2 separate regions of the Mus musculus genome follow, and region 2 is linked to region 1. Evidence: chromatin loops called from intact Hi-C (ENCODE). Cell type or tissue: left cerebral cortex. All regions are shown on one strand.

The links. A loop is a pair of places that touch in the nucleus more often than their neighbours do. Peaks named below come from ENCODE experiments on the same cell type or tissue, not always from the same donor. Only the 100,000 strongest peaks of a DNase experiment are listed, where the experiment ranks them.
Region 2: a loop joins it to region 1, with 4 times the contacts of the local background. A loop is called at or near these places in 2 of 42 quality-filtered maps.

Annotation. Positions count from the first base shown.
Region 1 is chr3:134,232,440-134,240,439 of GRCm38, forward strand. Cxxc4 (CXXC finger 4) reads left to right here and starts at 4,056. Exons shown (of 4, transcript NM_001004367.4): 1 at 4,056-4,247; 2 at 4,373-4,448; 3 at 6,964-8,000. The coding sequence starts at 7,221. In left cerebral cortex, no CTCF peak of the experiment used is centred here; DNase peaks (open chromatin) are centred at 3,564, 3,745, 4,624, 5,188 and 5 more places; H3K4me3 peaks cover 5,041 bases; H3K27ac peaks cover 4,016 bases.
Region 2 is chr3:134,298,880-134,306,879 of GRCm38, forward strand. No RefSeq gene overlaps it. Among named protein-coding and RNA genes, the nearest start is that of Mir1895, 62 kb to the left of the region's middle. In left cerebral cortex, no CTCF peak of the experiment used is centred here; DNase peaks (open chromatin) are centred at 4,214, 7,673 and 7,870; H3K4me3 peaks cover 903 bases; H3K27ac peaks cover 859 bases.

The DNA of each region.
Region 1 (8,000 bases):
GAGGAAAATACCTAATTAAAAAAAAAAAAAGAACAATGAAAAAAGAAAGAAAGAAAGAAAGAAAGAAAGAAAGAAAGAAAGAAAGAAAGAAAAGCATGCCAGGATAATGAAGACCGCTGAACAGGTAGCTTATAACTCAAGATGCCTGTATTAGCAGCAAAATGTACCAGAATATGAAGTTCAATGTGGTGATGCTGCGGTTGCTGATGTTGATGCTGATGCCGATGCCTCCATATTAATTGAAGTGAAAGACAATGACAAGTGTATAGACTTTTGATTTTTAAGATCTAGTATAATCAAATCACAACTGTGTATTCATAGCAGCAAGTAAATCTTGAAGGAATGCGAAATGTTATATGAGCACTAGAGGCATAGGTCTCTAGGATAAGTAGCAGTATTTGGATCATAGTTGTTAATTCTTCTGTCTGATAATAGCAAGTTAAACTATGCTGTATTGGAGGAAGTGGGTTTGCATAGAATTCTTAGAGGGATTAACAGAAGCTGGCCTCACCTAAAGTTTATCTCTAAGCCGTTTGATTCAGGTTTATGACATTTCCTGTAACTGTATTTCTGCTTTCTTTGTTGCTTAGTAAATCTTTATTTGAACAACCTAGCTCTGTCTAACCTGTCCTTAGATAGTTAAGGAATCATCAATTGTTCCTAGATGCCAAACTGCCCATTAAATCATGAAGAAACTGTGTCTTATGGTGGTAATCTCAAAGGGTAATAATTAGTAAAATAGCCCCCCAGGAGGAAAAGGAATCTCCAGGTGAGATTCAGAGCTTCATAGTCTGCACAGTTACCTGACAGGTTATTCTTCAAGTGTTACTGTGGGTGGAGGGTTCCAGATGTTCCTCATACATTTTTTTTTCTCTTCTCCGTAATAGAGTTATAATCAGTAGGTGACCACCAGGGATCTTTGCAGCTATCTGTGGCAAGTTCCCAGTTCTCAGCAAGTGTGTGGTAGCTTGGATACTGTGTTCCATTTGAAGACCAATCAATCTTGCTTCCTCTGTGCCCTTCTGCCAGCTGAACACTGGAGAAATAGTTGATCCCGAAGTCCCAGGTTAGAAGGAAATGGGATTCGTGAACCCCTCAGAGCTGGAACCCCTCTGACCTGGAATGACCATCCTTCGGATGGACAATGTATTTCTATCATTTCCTACTGTGGGAATATTGGGATAATGACTGTGATATTGATCACAGAAGTATGCTAAAGATACAAACAGCTTGCAACTACTTGGCAGTTGTGGCAAGCATCTTGAAGAGCAATCCTTAAGTTTTGGTATTTCTACAGAATTATGGATCTTGATGAGAACTAACTTGAAAATTAACAGTTGGCAAACAGTTTTCAAAACTTCTGGCATTTTATCTTGGGGAAAACAATACAGGGCACTAGCGAAAGAGATGTTGGACATTCAAGTATCTAAGAGTATATAAAAAATAATGAGGCTGGAAATGGAAAAGAAAAGAAAATGTGCCTTATTGCATTTGGGGAAGTCTACAGTTAATTCTCTAGTGGAAAGAAGATGGATGCCATATTTAAAACCTGAGGAGGACTGTTTACAATTTGCCCTGCGTGCTCAGTTGGTGTCACATTAGCCAAGGATCCACAATCATAATTAAATCTAAGATTCTAATATCTAGAGAGCATATACCGATCAATTAATTATTGATCATAAAACTCACACTGAAGTTATAATCAAAAAGCACTGAAGAGACATTGGATTTTGTAAAATCTGATAAACTGGAGAAATTGACTAAAATTCCTTGACTTTTTCTGGAATACCTTTTTCCTTTTTTTTTTTTTTTTTGAAAGTATGAGAATAAAATAAGATACTGCAAGTTACTGAACACAGTGCCTGGTATAGATAGGTGACCAATAGTAGTTATCAATAGTAGCTTTAAGCATTAAACCAATTCTTTAAATATTTGTAAACTTGGAAGCCAGGTGTGATGGCACACACTTATAATCTTAGTATTCATCAGGTACAGTTAAGTTCAAGGCTATTGTAAAATACACAGCGAAACTCTGTCTCAACAAAACAAACAAACAGTATTTATACATCCGTATACTTGAAAGGATGTTTAGGAATCTTTGTGCAATACATTTACACATTAAAAAATGACTGTAGTCTGCTGATAGATTTCACGTGGTGCACAGTTCAAAAGGAAAAGGAAAAGAATACAAATATTGGGTGGAAATTTTCTTTCCTTGACTATGCAAGGCACTCCCTGGAATGTAGAAACGACTCATTAGTTATCCAATTATTTTGTCTGGAAAGACATAACTATTTTTAAACAAACAGCCTATGTCTACAAAAAAAGTCAAACATAACTGCAACTATGTATACCACGGTTACCTCTGGAAAGACCACCTTGAGTGTGCACACCAGCACTCTTACCAGCGTATTCACTATCCACAACCTACACACGAGCAAATCTTGACAATGTCAATGTAAATCTTTTGAAAATTAAAATATAAAATAGTTTAAGCTGCCTTTTAGCATTCTGTTCTCACAAAACAAATAACTCACCTTTTTCTTCCCTCTCTGAAACCACATTACTATATTACTCCACAAGATGCTTTTTGTTTCTACGTGTAACTTTATTCTATTTTTAAACAAGCATAGTCTGATTTTGTTTGCTTTTAGAAGACTCATTCAGAGTCACATATTGTGGTACAGGTCTAGAACCCCAGCACTGGGGAGTCTGAGCCAGGATGACTGCCAAGAAGGGAACCAGGCTAGCCTGAGCTGTATAGCAAATTCTAGAAATTCCTGGGATACAGTGTGAGATCCCTTCTCAAAATCCCTTCCAAGTGGGTAGGGGGAAAGGAGAAAGAATCACATTTAAAAGGACTTAAACATTTACATCCTATTTCATGCCTGTTTCTTTCAGTGTGGACAGCATGTGTTTAGTGTATCTCGGTTTCTTTGAGGCAGGAAGGAAGGGGTTAATTCATAGTTGGATTTTATGAGTTTTATTTATATGCGATGTGTGCTAAATACTTATCTTTCAGTTTGAAGTATTTTCCCCAGGTGATGGGAAGTAAAAATGCCCATCACATTAAAATTAGTTAAAAGAGATCATTTAGATATGAAAGTAAAGTTTGGAATTAAAATTAGGGAGGTGGGATAGATATTTGACTCCTTGGAATTACCGGATGAAAGAGTAAAGGGGGAGGGCGAAGCTTTGTAGGGCAGGAAGACCCGGACACAGTGGGAATGGAAGGCGGTGTGGGAGAAGAGAGAAAGGCAGTCACAGACTGAGACCGGTCAAGCATCACATCAAATTTTTTACATTCCGGCATAATAACATTTCAGGGATTCGAACCAGCAGAACACCAGTCCCTTTCCCCCTTACTTTAAAACGATAATGATTCTCTTTTAAAGAGTCTCTCCCGGCCCCGCCAGGAAGATCCTTTAAAAGCACGCGACCGGGATGTGAAACTGAGAGAGTCTTCCTGCAGCACACAGGACCTCCCCTCTGTGTCTGGCACAGCTCTTCCCAGCTCAGCCAGGGAACCCAGACAAGTTTATTTACACACCCCCCCGCCCAGCGTGCACAAACACACCCGCAGAGAGCGAGGGCGCGAGGGGCGGGAACGCCCTCTCTTCCATCCCTTCCAAACAATTATCTGCCAGAAGAAAAAAAAAAAAAAAAAAAAAAAAAAAAAAAGCAAATCCTTCGCCGCGCCGGAGGCTGGCGGGGTGGCGGGCGAGCCGGGAAACGTGGCCGCGCCGGCGAGCTGGGGATTTGTGAAAAGGAGCGCTGGCCCGCGTGCGCCTCTTGTTCCCCGTGTAATTTGCAGCCAATCATCGGGAGGTGTCCGCGCCCTGCGTCCTGCTCACCTCGGCCCGCCCCCGCCCCCGGCTCCGCACCGCCTCCCTCGCCTTTCTCCGCGCTCCCCTCCCCCAGCCACCGCACACACGCACACACACAAACAGAGCGAGGGGGGGGGGGGTGAGAAAGAGAGAGAGAGAGAGAGAGAGAGAGAGCGAGAGAGCGAGAGAGAGAGAGACTCCCCGGCTCCCTCCCTCCCTCCCTCGCACACAGCGACTGGAGACGGACCGGGAGCAACGCGCCGGGAAGAGCAGAGACCACCGACAACAGCCCCGCGCTCTCCCACACACGCTCACACTCGGCGCTTTCCTCTCCACCCCCACCTCCTCCTCCTTCCACCCCCTCCACTAACACCATCTCCTCCTCCTCTCTACAACAAGAAAAAAAAAAGCCATTTACAGGTATTTTTTTTTCATCCGCATATTTATTTACCCCACCCCCCCATTCCCAACAGTTTGTTTACAAGTATTAAAGTTGTAATTGGGAGCTGCCAAGACACATCTGGATTTGTGTTTCTTTGTGTTAGGGGGTGATGTGCAACTAATTAAAGGCAGACTGGCAGCGTCTGTAAATTCTAAGGCTCCCCAAATAAAAAGAGACTGGTAAGTGATTGTTCTTTCTCTTCCTCTGGCTTCCCCGCTTCTCTTTCTCTCTTAAATGTTTGCTGTCCGGTGGGATTGTAAAAGTAGATTAATGCTGGTCTCCAGCAATAAAAACCGTGACTGTATTAATTAATTAATTAATCTGCACCGGCCCCTCCTCCTGAATGTTAAATATGACCTTTGATCTCCATGTCTCTGGTAGATCAGACATACAGTATTAGGCATGTACAGTCACATTGTTCAGAGGCAAAGCAGGATCATGAAGTATGGATGTTTATTTTAGCTTTGGTGTTAGAACTATAGTTATTGGTGTGTGCTTTATTTTGTTGCTAAATAAAAGCCAAACAATAGCTGTGGCTTAGGTACCTTTTTTTCATGCTCCAGGGATGCATTGATTAAACAATAATGACCTGGATGCTGGGCACAATCCTTTTCTACAGTTTCTGGTGGTATTGAACCTAGAGGAGGGAAGGGGGGGGGAGGTAGTAGCAATTGGAGAAGCAAGGACAGCTTGTTTGGAAACACCATGCTAAGACTCTGAAAGGGGGATATTAGATCCCTTCTTTATTTGGAACAAGGTCAAAAGACTAAAATGTTAGTGTCCCCTCCCCTCAGTGGGATGATGCCCATTGCATGGTTGGCGGAACTAGTTTCTAGTGACTAGCAGTTATTATGATCTTGCATCTTCAATGTAATTCACAGAAACGGAAGCTGTATGTGTATTCTTACTGTGTCTTTCCCCCCAGACCCTAGCAAGTGTCAGGAATATTTAGCCAGGAGGATTTGGGGGGCACCTTTGTATTGTCATCAGGCCTCAGAAGGGAGCAGTTTTCCCTAATGTGAAACCACAGAGGTGGTGCCTGAGTGATTAGGGACTTGCTGTGATTGAAGGATGCCTGCCAGTTTCTAATCCAGCCGGAGGGAGGTTCCTTATCTTGCTTTACTTTGCCTAATAGGGATTTGTTTACATAAACCCCCCTTTTTTTAGGGTGCCTCATCAGTAGACCTTGAAGTTTTCAAATTTGAAGTTTGGACATAATGCTTCATTAATCTAATTATAAGCATAATGACTATAATTGATATGCATTTGAAACTCTGAAATTTTGAGACAGAGATTGCTAGGCCCTCAGTTTTAATTCCACACCAACCTCTAGGCTTCAGAAGAAGCCAGAGAAAGGTACTCTGGCAAAGAAAAAAATAAATAGGGAAACAAAGAAACTGTTTTTTTAAGGTGAATATACATTTTATATTTTTGCTTTAATTCTTAGAAGGATATGATATAGCTCTCACCCTTAATAAACAAGCAGAACCCCTCTTCCTAATGCTTATTGATGGCCTGTAAGCAGAGAGAGAAATGCAAATACCCAGTTAGCATTAAACTTTCCTCTTAAAAAATAGCAAAGGGGGGAAAAAAACATCTTAACAGTTCTTTGGATAAAAAAACACCTGAAGGAATCTCCCTTCTCTTTATGCAAAAATCAGTGTTGGTGAATGATTTAAAAAAAAAAAAAAAACTCCCTTGCTTTCCTCCTTTCTTGGGAAGACACAGCAATCTCCATTAGAAATGATTGGGAGTATTCTTATAGGAGCAGCAGACACTTAGTTCTGAGCCTGTGACATTGCTTGTATTTGAGATCTATCTATACATTTCTTTCTTTCTACCTACCTACCTACCTACCTACCTACCTACCTACCTACCTACCTACATTCCATCTTTCTATCTCTCCTCCCTTTTTAAAGCGAGTGGTGCACCACCTTGCCCCTGCCACCAAATGGCTTGTACAATTGAGACCTGTCCTTGGTCCATTGAATTAAGACCCTAACAGAGCCAGCTGTGCTGGGATTCAAACTAATGACAGCAGACACAGAAGGACACTGTGGCAGCTGGTAGTTCTTTTTTTCCACCCCCCTCCTGCCTCTTTGGTTCAAATTGTATGTGGGCAGTCTTGTAGCTCTCAGTTGTATTGTGTTTGCTTACAGTTTATGCGCGGATGTATTGTAGACTTTCTCAGTACTTCATTTGCTAATTTCCGGTTCGTTTTCCTCATAGGGCCATTGCTGTTTCTACTTTACAGCATTTGCATGCCCAGGCAGCACTTGTTCACACATTTCATAATGTTTAAATGCCCTCTGCTTATAGGTAGTATCGCCCTCCCACCCCTGATTTGCATGTCTTTAGCACTCCAATTGCCCTTTTCCCTCGGCATTTGTCACCCCTGTCTTTCCTCTTTCCCTGGGTACTCTAGCTATTAATACATTTTTTCTCAGGAGGGTTACAAGAATAGGGGGAGGGGGAGGAGCTGTGCGGTGTGCTGTCGGGAGAGAGGGAGGGAGCAGGGCTTGGGAGTGTTGGGGGGGCGAGGGGGGTCACGTCTTGATGATTGTTATGCAAACGACCCGACTGGAGAACGTGGGAGCTTTCTGTGGTGTCTGCGGTGGGGTAGCGAGGGCGGCTGTTTATTTATTTTTAATTTTTTTCTGGTGCAGCTCGTTGGAATGACTTTCTTTATTTTAGTTGTAACAGTTGGAGGATAATGCAAAGGAAGACGCTGCTTGGGAAGTCACCGTCTGTGGACATGCGCCCCAGAGAGGACTAGAGCAGCCCTCGCCTTGCTCTCCCCACCCGGATCCCACTTTCCTGCACGGCCCGGCCCGTACCCCGACCCCACCATCACCCGCTTCCCTTCCCCCCACCTCTCCCCCTTTCCCACCCAGGTGTCGGACCAGGCGGTCCCCACTTCCACCCTGCACCCCTTCTTCCCCCCCTGCACCATGAACACCAATGTCTGCGTGGAGCCCGGGCCGAGCCCGGAGGCCCCGGGCTTGCCCAAGGAAAGCCACCTGCCCGAGGGGGCCCTGAACAGCCTTGTGGATTACAACTCGGAGATGGAGCGTTACCGCTCCTTTGCCACCTCCTTCTACAAGACCAACGGGGGCGCCTTCCCGCAGGCAGCCAAGATCGCGCGCATCACCACCCCCATCTTCCCCAGCAGCGCCGCCGCCGCCGCGGCCGCCGCGCGCATCGGCATGTCCCCGTGGAACTGCGACAACGCGGCCACCGCCGCCGCCACCGCGATGCTCTGGGGCAGCGGGGGCGGCGGCGGAGGCGGTGGGGGCGGGGGTGGGGGCGGCGGGGCCGGCAGGAAATCCTCCTCGGCCGCCGCCTCCTCCTCCGCCTCCTCCTCGGCGATCCTCCCCGCCGCCGGCGGTGGCGGTGGCGGCGGCGGCGGTGGCAGCGGCGGAGGCGGCGGCGGCGGCGGCGGCGGCAGGACCAGCATGCACCACCGGAACGACTCCCAGCGGCTGGGGAAGGCTGGCTGTCCGCCAGAGCCGTCGTTGCAAATGGCAAATACTAATTTCCTCTCCACCTTATCCCCCGAACACTGCAGACCTTTGGCGGGGGAATGCATGAACAAGCTCAAATGCGGCGCTGCTGAAGCAGAGATAATGAATCTCCCCGAGCGGGTGGGGACTTTTTCCGCTATCCCGGCTTTAGGGGGCATCTCATTACCTCCAGGGGTCATCGTCATGACAGCCCTTCACTCCCCCGCA
Region 2 (8,000 bases), 66 kb after region 1:
GGGGATCCTGGCTCCCTCCCAGGTGCACTCAAATGCAATCACTGCTCTGCTGTGCCTATTCTTGGTTTCCTAGCATCTCAGCTACACTGTCTCTACCAGACCTACCAAGGCTCCACACTTTATCCCAGGGCAGGAGCAACTTGCTCTTTTCTATACTATGTCACTGACCACTCTCCTCTTCTTTTATATCCAGGACTCTTCCAAGACCTCTGCTCAGTTTCTCTTGTTAAACCACTTCTAAATATACTGTGAGTGGCTTTGTCCTCATTTGGACATTGACCTTAGTTACTGCTGTGTGGCAACATATTTCTGTGACCATCATAGTCAACAGACTGAACACCTGGTCTGCAGGATACTAGCAAATGCTTTATTATGTATCATTCACTGCTTAAAAATAAACTCTATGTGATCATTAAGCCATATTTTTTGGTTTATTATTACACTGAGGGAAACTTTAAGATGATCAATAAAATATTCCCATGGATCCATGCAAACATAGGGGCTTAAGAGCTGCAATGGGTTTATCATTCACAGGGGAAGCAACCTTTTTACCACATTCTCATTTCTCTGTACTCTACTTTTGATCTATTTAGCCAAAGACTTCATTCTTGTTGGCTGAAATGTTGACTGAAGAGATGAGAAACACAAACAGAAAGATAGAAAGGAAATTTCTTCTGACTGAAATGAATAAGTGCTTACTTACCCATTGAAGGAAATTCCCATCTCATGGGTAGAGCACAGAAGCCCGTGGAAGGAAGCCCTTTCTGACTAGATTTGCACAAAATGTCAAGATATGAATTTCCCTTTCAATGTGAGTTAAGCCTGCCTTTGTTGGATGTTCTATTTGTATATCTCTAATCCTAGGTATGCAGAAATAATTGAATATGTGTTATTTTTATTTGGTTAGGTGGGAAAATTTATTTTGATGACAATAACTGTAAAGTCAAGATTTGAATATTTTGTAGAAATATGCTGGAAAAAATCTGTTAAAGAAAAAAAGTAGTGTTTCTTGGGATATTACATGTTTAAAAGACTATAGTAGCACAGCACAATTTCTTAAGTGTTCTATGACAGATCTCATGACACAGCTTGATATATATGATATGTATGTATATATATATATATATATATGTGTGTGTGTGTGCATATATATGTGTATATATATGTGTGTGCATATATATGTGTGTGTATATACATATACATATATACACACACACACACATATATATATGTATATATATATATATATATATATATATATATACACACACATACATACAGAAAAGTACAAACTCATTAATAAACTTTCCAATACTGGAGGTAAAGATGTTAAACTGAAATACTGTTCTTTTCTCATAAACATGCCTACAATCATTTTAACTGTATATTTTTGTTATTTTTACATGTTCTACTTGTATAGTCTTAGACACCAATCGACTAAAATAAATTACTTATAATATATTCTTCAGGCTAGAGAGAGGAATTCACTTTTAACAGCATCCACTGCTCTTGCAGAGGACCCAAATTAAGTTCCTAGCACCCAAATGGGGTGGGTTAAACCAGCCTGAAACTCTAGCTCCCTGAGGACCAAAAACCTCTGGCTTCTAAGAGTATCTGCACCTACTTTCACACACACACACAAACACACACATGCACACACACATTCATTCTTTATGAGTGGCAAGATGGCTCTGTAGATAAAATTGCTTTCTGTCGACGTTGATAAGCTGAATTTGATCCCTGGGATCATTCTTCCATCCACCCACACAATGTACATATATACATGCACACTGCATATTTTTAATTGAAAATGTTATTTTACCTTGATTTTGTCATCTATGAAATTTAATAATATTTACTCTTAGTTAGTAAAAGCAGACACTTGGCAAAACTGAATTGGCTTTCTTGCCTCCATTTGTAAATGTTATGTTCATTAAGCACTTATAAAATCTACCAAAATTCCCTCTCCTAGTATTGAAGCTTATAGATAAAGCCTCACCACATCACACTTGGTTGGGAAACACAGAAAACCTATAGGACTGTTTGTTTTCAGAACTCCCTAATTGAAGAATTGAGACTGGGAGCAACTCAGAAAGGAGGGACTCTAAAGAATTGAACTAGTGAGGATTTTTCAGGCTAGATCGTGGCTGCCTATACCCTGTCAGAATGAATTTTTTTGTCCCCTGAATGATAGTGAAGAGGAGAGGGAGCACTTAATGGTATATAACTTTAAGGGTTTATGGTTTTTATTCATGGGGCCTGTTGACAGTCTGAATGAAGGGAGGCAATACAATTCTATTTCTTTCACAAAGGAACCACAGAGCAGTTGGTTTTCTGGTGCTTTACGCATGCCTTTTTCTTTGAATGGTTCTGCAGTGCAGTTTCTGCTCACATAGAAGTGCATCCCTAAACTAAAACAAATGTACAAGAGATTCTCAGAGAAAACAGGTTCTTATGTGCTGTCTAGACATGTGCTGAATGACAGTTGTTACATCTCTGTCAGATTAATTTCTGATATATGTATATATATATATATATATATATATATATATATAGAGAGAGAGATAGATAGATATAGATATATAGAGAGAATTAAATATATATTTGATTCCATAAGACAAATAATTAGAAAAAATAGTCTATAAAAATATATACTTTTAAACAATTACTATTATATATTGAGGTAGTTTACAAAGACAATTTCTTAATGGCCTCATGGCTTCTTCTGATTTCTCTTGGCTATTTCCAACTTAAAGTCCAACCTTAGTAACTGGATGCTTAATCCTCCAACACAACTCGGAGAAGACCAGATAAGGAGCCAGGGTGTGTGGTTGAAAGCTGTCAGGTAGACTGTATTGTGTCAACTGAAGTGTGGAGAAGAGAAATAGGGGAAGGTGGTTACATTCTATTTCTTTGTCCAAAGGTGGAGTGACAAGTTCACAAGGAAACAAATCCCACATTTTCCTAGGTGAGAGATCCCTGTGCCACACCTTGTGCTGGACTGAGCCCATTCTCAGTATATGAAAAGTTGGATGCATGTATGTGTGGATAATAGACTACCTCCACCTTCTCCATTCATACTGATACTGATACTTCTACTGTCCCATTATAATGAGAAAACTTGTTCACCAGCCAGTTCTGGGTTCCCGAATGCCTAGGCATTAAATTGGACTAGTAGTGGTTTAAAACAAAGAAGCAAACAACAGGAAGCAAGAGCCTGGTTCCATACTCCTGGTTCAGCTTAGACCCATTGCTCTTTGCACAGGGCCTTGACAATTAGCTGCGGAAAAGAAGATGCTCACTGGTTAAGGGCTAGGTAACCTGGAAGTGTAATGATCTGCTTTCTCATTCACTCTTCTCTCCAAACAGCTATTCATAGGGAAGTACAAAAAAATGACATAGCACAAGTGCATAGAGTGATGAAATTAGTTTATACAACTGTCTCTCAAATTCACCCGTGCACTAATTTTCATGTGAACAAATTATATAAAGAAGAAGTATACAGATATATTCTCATCTAATAAGGTGGAAATGCTTTTTCCTGTGTATTTCTCTTTCCCCCCTCTTCTTTTACATAAGATGACCAAACAACCATTTCTTAGTGTGAGAACTCTGAGCCTTCTAAATTTCATTTCTGATCTGATCACCCTTCCCCCCCCCCAAACACATCATTAGCCTTAAAATGCAAAATCTTTCTCTGAACTCTAAATAGAAGTTAAAAATAGCATTCCATTCCCCAAAGCTCTAAATCCCACCTTGTTTTTAATCAGCTTTCCAGAGTGACTGTGCAAGGTTACACAGACCCGACTGACTGATTTATGAATATAATTTTTGTTTTAATTGAAACAGCAACATTTAGGTTCCACCTTAACAGTGCACCTTAAAAGATTATCTCGGTTATTTCACAGGCACCGAGCCGGCACTAATAGTCCAAGGCAGATATTGAAAAGCAGCACAGGGCCAGGCAGATCTATTAGAAATTCCCATCCACGCGCCTCATACATATTGATTTCTGACACCAAGCAGCAGTGAAAGCCCCCGTGGGAATAATATATTTAGCAGGGTTCGCTGCGAGGAGGTCACAGAGTGCATACAGATTAGCTTCAGAGGACCAAGGCGCTAGTATTGGAGCCAAATGCTAGATTTTATATCATTTTAATCTGAACTTTTATAATCCTTTTAGTTCTTCTTTCTCTGCACGGCAGAGAGAAGGCTGCTTCACATGTATCGTGCATCTTTTCCTTTATTCTTCCTATAAATGTGCAAATGCTGCTGTAATGGGGAGGAATGTTCCTTCGGCACAGACAGCCCAGCCCCAGTCAGATTTGCTTTTATAAACGGTGGTCAATTCAGATGAAGACATCTTTATTTAAAGATTCCTTTCCAAGGGGGAGGGAGAATCACAAACCAGGATCTCTAGGGCTGAGGCGTGTAAGCATAGAACTCGCTCCCTGATTAAAAGACCGGTCGCTCCCCTCCCCCCTCTCTCTGACACTGGTGCCCTAATTGAGCAGAAGTTTCATTTATACTGTTACAGCTATGGAAACAAAAATCTAAACATTTTTTTAATTACCTTTCCACCGGCGAGGGAGCGCCTGCTTATTATGCAAAGAAGTGTTGTGACTCTATCAAATAAAGGTGTCAGATGAGAGTCAAACATGCAGTTTTGGAGACTGGAGAGAAGCCAGCTATGCCAGAGGAGAGGTGAGAGTGGACACACTTTGACAGAAGGGTGAAATACGTTCAGACAACAAAGGGGACAGGGAGACAGGGAGGTTTCGCACAACATACACAAAGGCCTATTGTCTCCAGAGGCTTAATTTGAATTTTAGGTGTTCTATAAAAAGTTCCCATGATTACTAATATTCAGAAAAAGAAGTAGCTATATTGGCCAAGAGTCTTTTGAATCCGTCTCATTTTTTTCTGGTATCCTAAGCAAGCATAAAAGCTGAGGACAGAAATAAAGGAGAGAGGAAGCACCAGGCTTCATGACTTAGCCTTGGTATAGGAGTAATCACAGCAAGCGAAAGGTACATTTGAGCTGTGCCTTATCAATAAAGGTTTACTTTAGCAAGAAGAAATAATTAAGGTATCCAATTAAGACTGGAATTTCCCTGTCAAAGTATCTAACTAAAACATGCCAAACACATTAATTTTTTTTTGGCCCATTTCCTACGGTATGTGTTTATTTACTTTTATTTTCCAACATGTTCAAGCTGATCACAAACTGAGAGAGAGAGAGAGAGAGAGAGAGAGAGAGAGAGAGAGAGAGAGAGAGAGATTGCATTCAAAGAAGGAGAGCAATGAGCAATACAACTTCAAAGTCAATTTTATACAAACTTGGAAAACTATGAAAGTCTGCTTTTGGCTAATGCCTTTGTCAGAAGTTTTTGCTTCCTGAAAGCCAGATGACTATCAGAGTGGGATCCTAAAATTAAAGTTACAACAAGCACTTACTCTTAGCAACTGGAAAGATAATCCGGAAAGAAGGACCAGGATGCTGGATAACCTATACACTTTTTACTCAGCCCACTCAATCATTCAGATTCAAACAAGTAGAGGCAGAGAATCCAGGGATTTAATGAGACATTTATCTGCAGAAATCTGAGGGAATCTGTACAAGCTGGGCATTCCTACCACCAAAAAGGAGAAGTATGTGTGCCTGTGTATGTGTGTGTGCATGAGTGTGTGTGTGTGTGTGTGTGTGTGTGTGTGTGTGTGTGTACACATGCTAATGGGAGAGTTTGACCAGTGGATGTATCAGCATTAAATCGCACATCTCATTTGACTGTTCCTTGTTTTCCCAAGTAGAAGTTGCCACTTCTATATTTGGCAGCTTTCTGCACACTGTACCAACTTTTACAATAAATTACCGTGAGAGCTTATATTTCTCCTTATGTTCTTGGGCTCAGTGAATTTACTTATGGTTTACAAAAAGAGAAATGGACTTGGGGAGCCTGGAATAACCAAGGACACACTCAGGACTGAGTGAACATCTGGGAAGACTGTCATCCTCCTCTTCTGGACTGATCTCTCTTATCAAAGACCTTGGCTGGAAAGTCCTGCTCGACCCAGGGCAAGGAGAGCTTGACTGTGTTATTATCCACCTTTCCTGATTGTCAACACGTTGCTCTATTTCCTTGTACATAGATGTTAGTCAATAATATCAGTTGGTTTGAATACATTATATGAGATAGAAGTTATACGTATGGGATCGAGACCAAGAAATAATTGGCCAAAAAGCAAATGAAGCAAAGAAAAAAAAAGACAACAACAACAACAACAAAAAAAACCCCAGCAAGTCATTTATTCAGCGGGGCTGTCTTCAAGGCAGCCAACACTCTACTTGATTGCTTCTCTCTGGACTGGCCCCATCAGTGTCTGAGAGACAGTTTGAGATGGATGGAGCTGTTCATTTATTACCTGAAGGGGGAGGGGCACATTTTCCCACTGGAAAACAAGCCCAGGGAAGTGCAAGGCAAGAAAAGTACAAGTATAGATGGTTGGGCTTCTGATTTTGATTGGAGTTCCACTGCCCAGGTGGCAGTTAACAATTCACTTCCCATTATTTCTTTCACCCTAAGCCAACTCCAAGTCTCTGTCATATGATCGCAGGCTGCACCAGCCCTGCTAGCCATCAGTTGGCTGAAAGCCTAACAATTGAATACTACATTTCTTCCAACTTGCAGCTCTGAGATTTTAGTGGAAGTATTGCTCAAAGGAGTTGAAGGTCCTTTTAAATTTCTAACAGCTGGAAAGGAGTCACCTAGCCAACCTGAAACTATAAACCTCTACATGTCCTTCCTGGACCAGGTCAACCAGGCTTAAAGTCACAAATAGGTGCATTCATTTTTATCCAGCTGCTTTTTCATAGACTCTGCTGTAACTTGGACAGCAGGGGAGTGGTCCAGGACCTTAGCAGAAATTTGAGAGTTGGCCTGATTTCTGACCAGCATTTAACCACTGGTCAGGCTAGAGTTTTCCTGCTGTTGCCTGTTATTTTCTGTGCTGCTTGGTGTCCCTGGAATTCCTAGGACTGAGTAACAGAAGAAAGGGAGGGTTTAGAAAGCATTTTCCCATGCACAGAAAATTCAGAGATTCGGAACTCTGAATAGACCAACTATTCTTAAAAAATCCTTAAGAACAGGCCCCTTCTTGTTAATTACCCATACAAGGTCTCCACTGAAGTGTCAAGAAGTGGGTTAGTGGAATTCATAAAATGTGTTTTTTTTTTTTTTTTGAAGAGAGAGTATCTGATTCCTACGGTTAAGAGAATACAAAACTAAAGTTGGAATTAAATGATAGATTTTTTTCTAAAATTAATTTGCACACAGCCTTCCCAGCTGTGCTAAATGTTTTATCTCCACAAAGAGCTTCACAATAATTGGCAACGTGTGTGGGGAAATAGAATGTGAAGGTATTATAAAGCAATACATAAACTATATGTGTGGGGGCTACAATTCCAAATTCTGACAATGTCCACAGTGCATGAGTGAGATTCGGGGAAAGTAGACAGATGCCTTTGTGAGGGAGAAAAACAGGGGAAAAGTCCCTTTCAGTTGGGGGCAAAAGCATGCATTTACTTTCAGTAGAAGTAGACACACTTAAATCCCTGCTGAGAGCTGGGGAGGGCTGGATGAGCTGTCTAGAAAGCGTTTTCTCTCACTCTATAATGTTAGAAATTCTCGGACAGCAGTGTGCATGGCAATGCACAGATTCTGAGGCGTAAGAGCACATCAGGGCATTGAGAAAGGTTTAATGTGTTCTCATTAGAGGAGCAGGGGCAGAGAGGGAGGGGGAGGCGCCTTGGGGGACAGAGCTGAGCTAGACCACTCTGGGAAGCATTACAATTTTGTGCCTTCTCACTTCAACTCCCTCACTCCCTGAGCTTTACATAGCTGTTTCCCAGACAGTTCAGGAAAATGCCTCCCAAGCCTCCTGTAAAGAGAGCTAGCTGTGCTGTAGCTCACAGCTTGCAGTTTAACAGTTTGTTTGCTTGG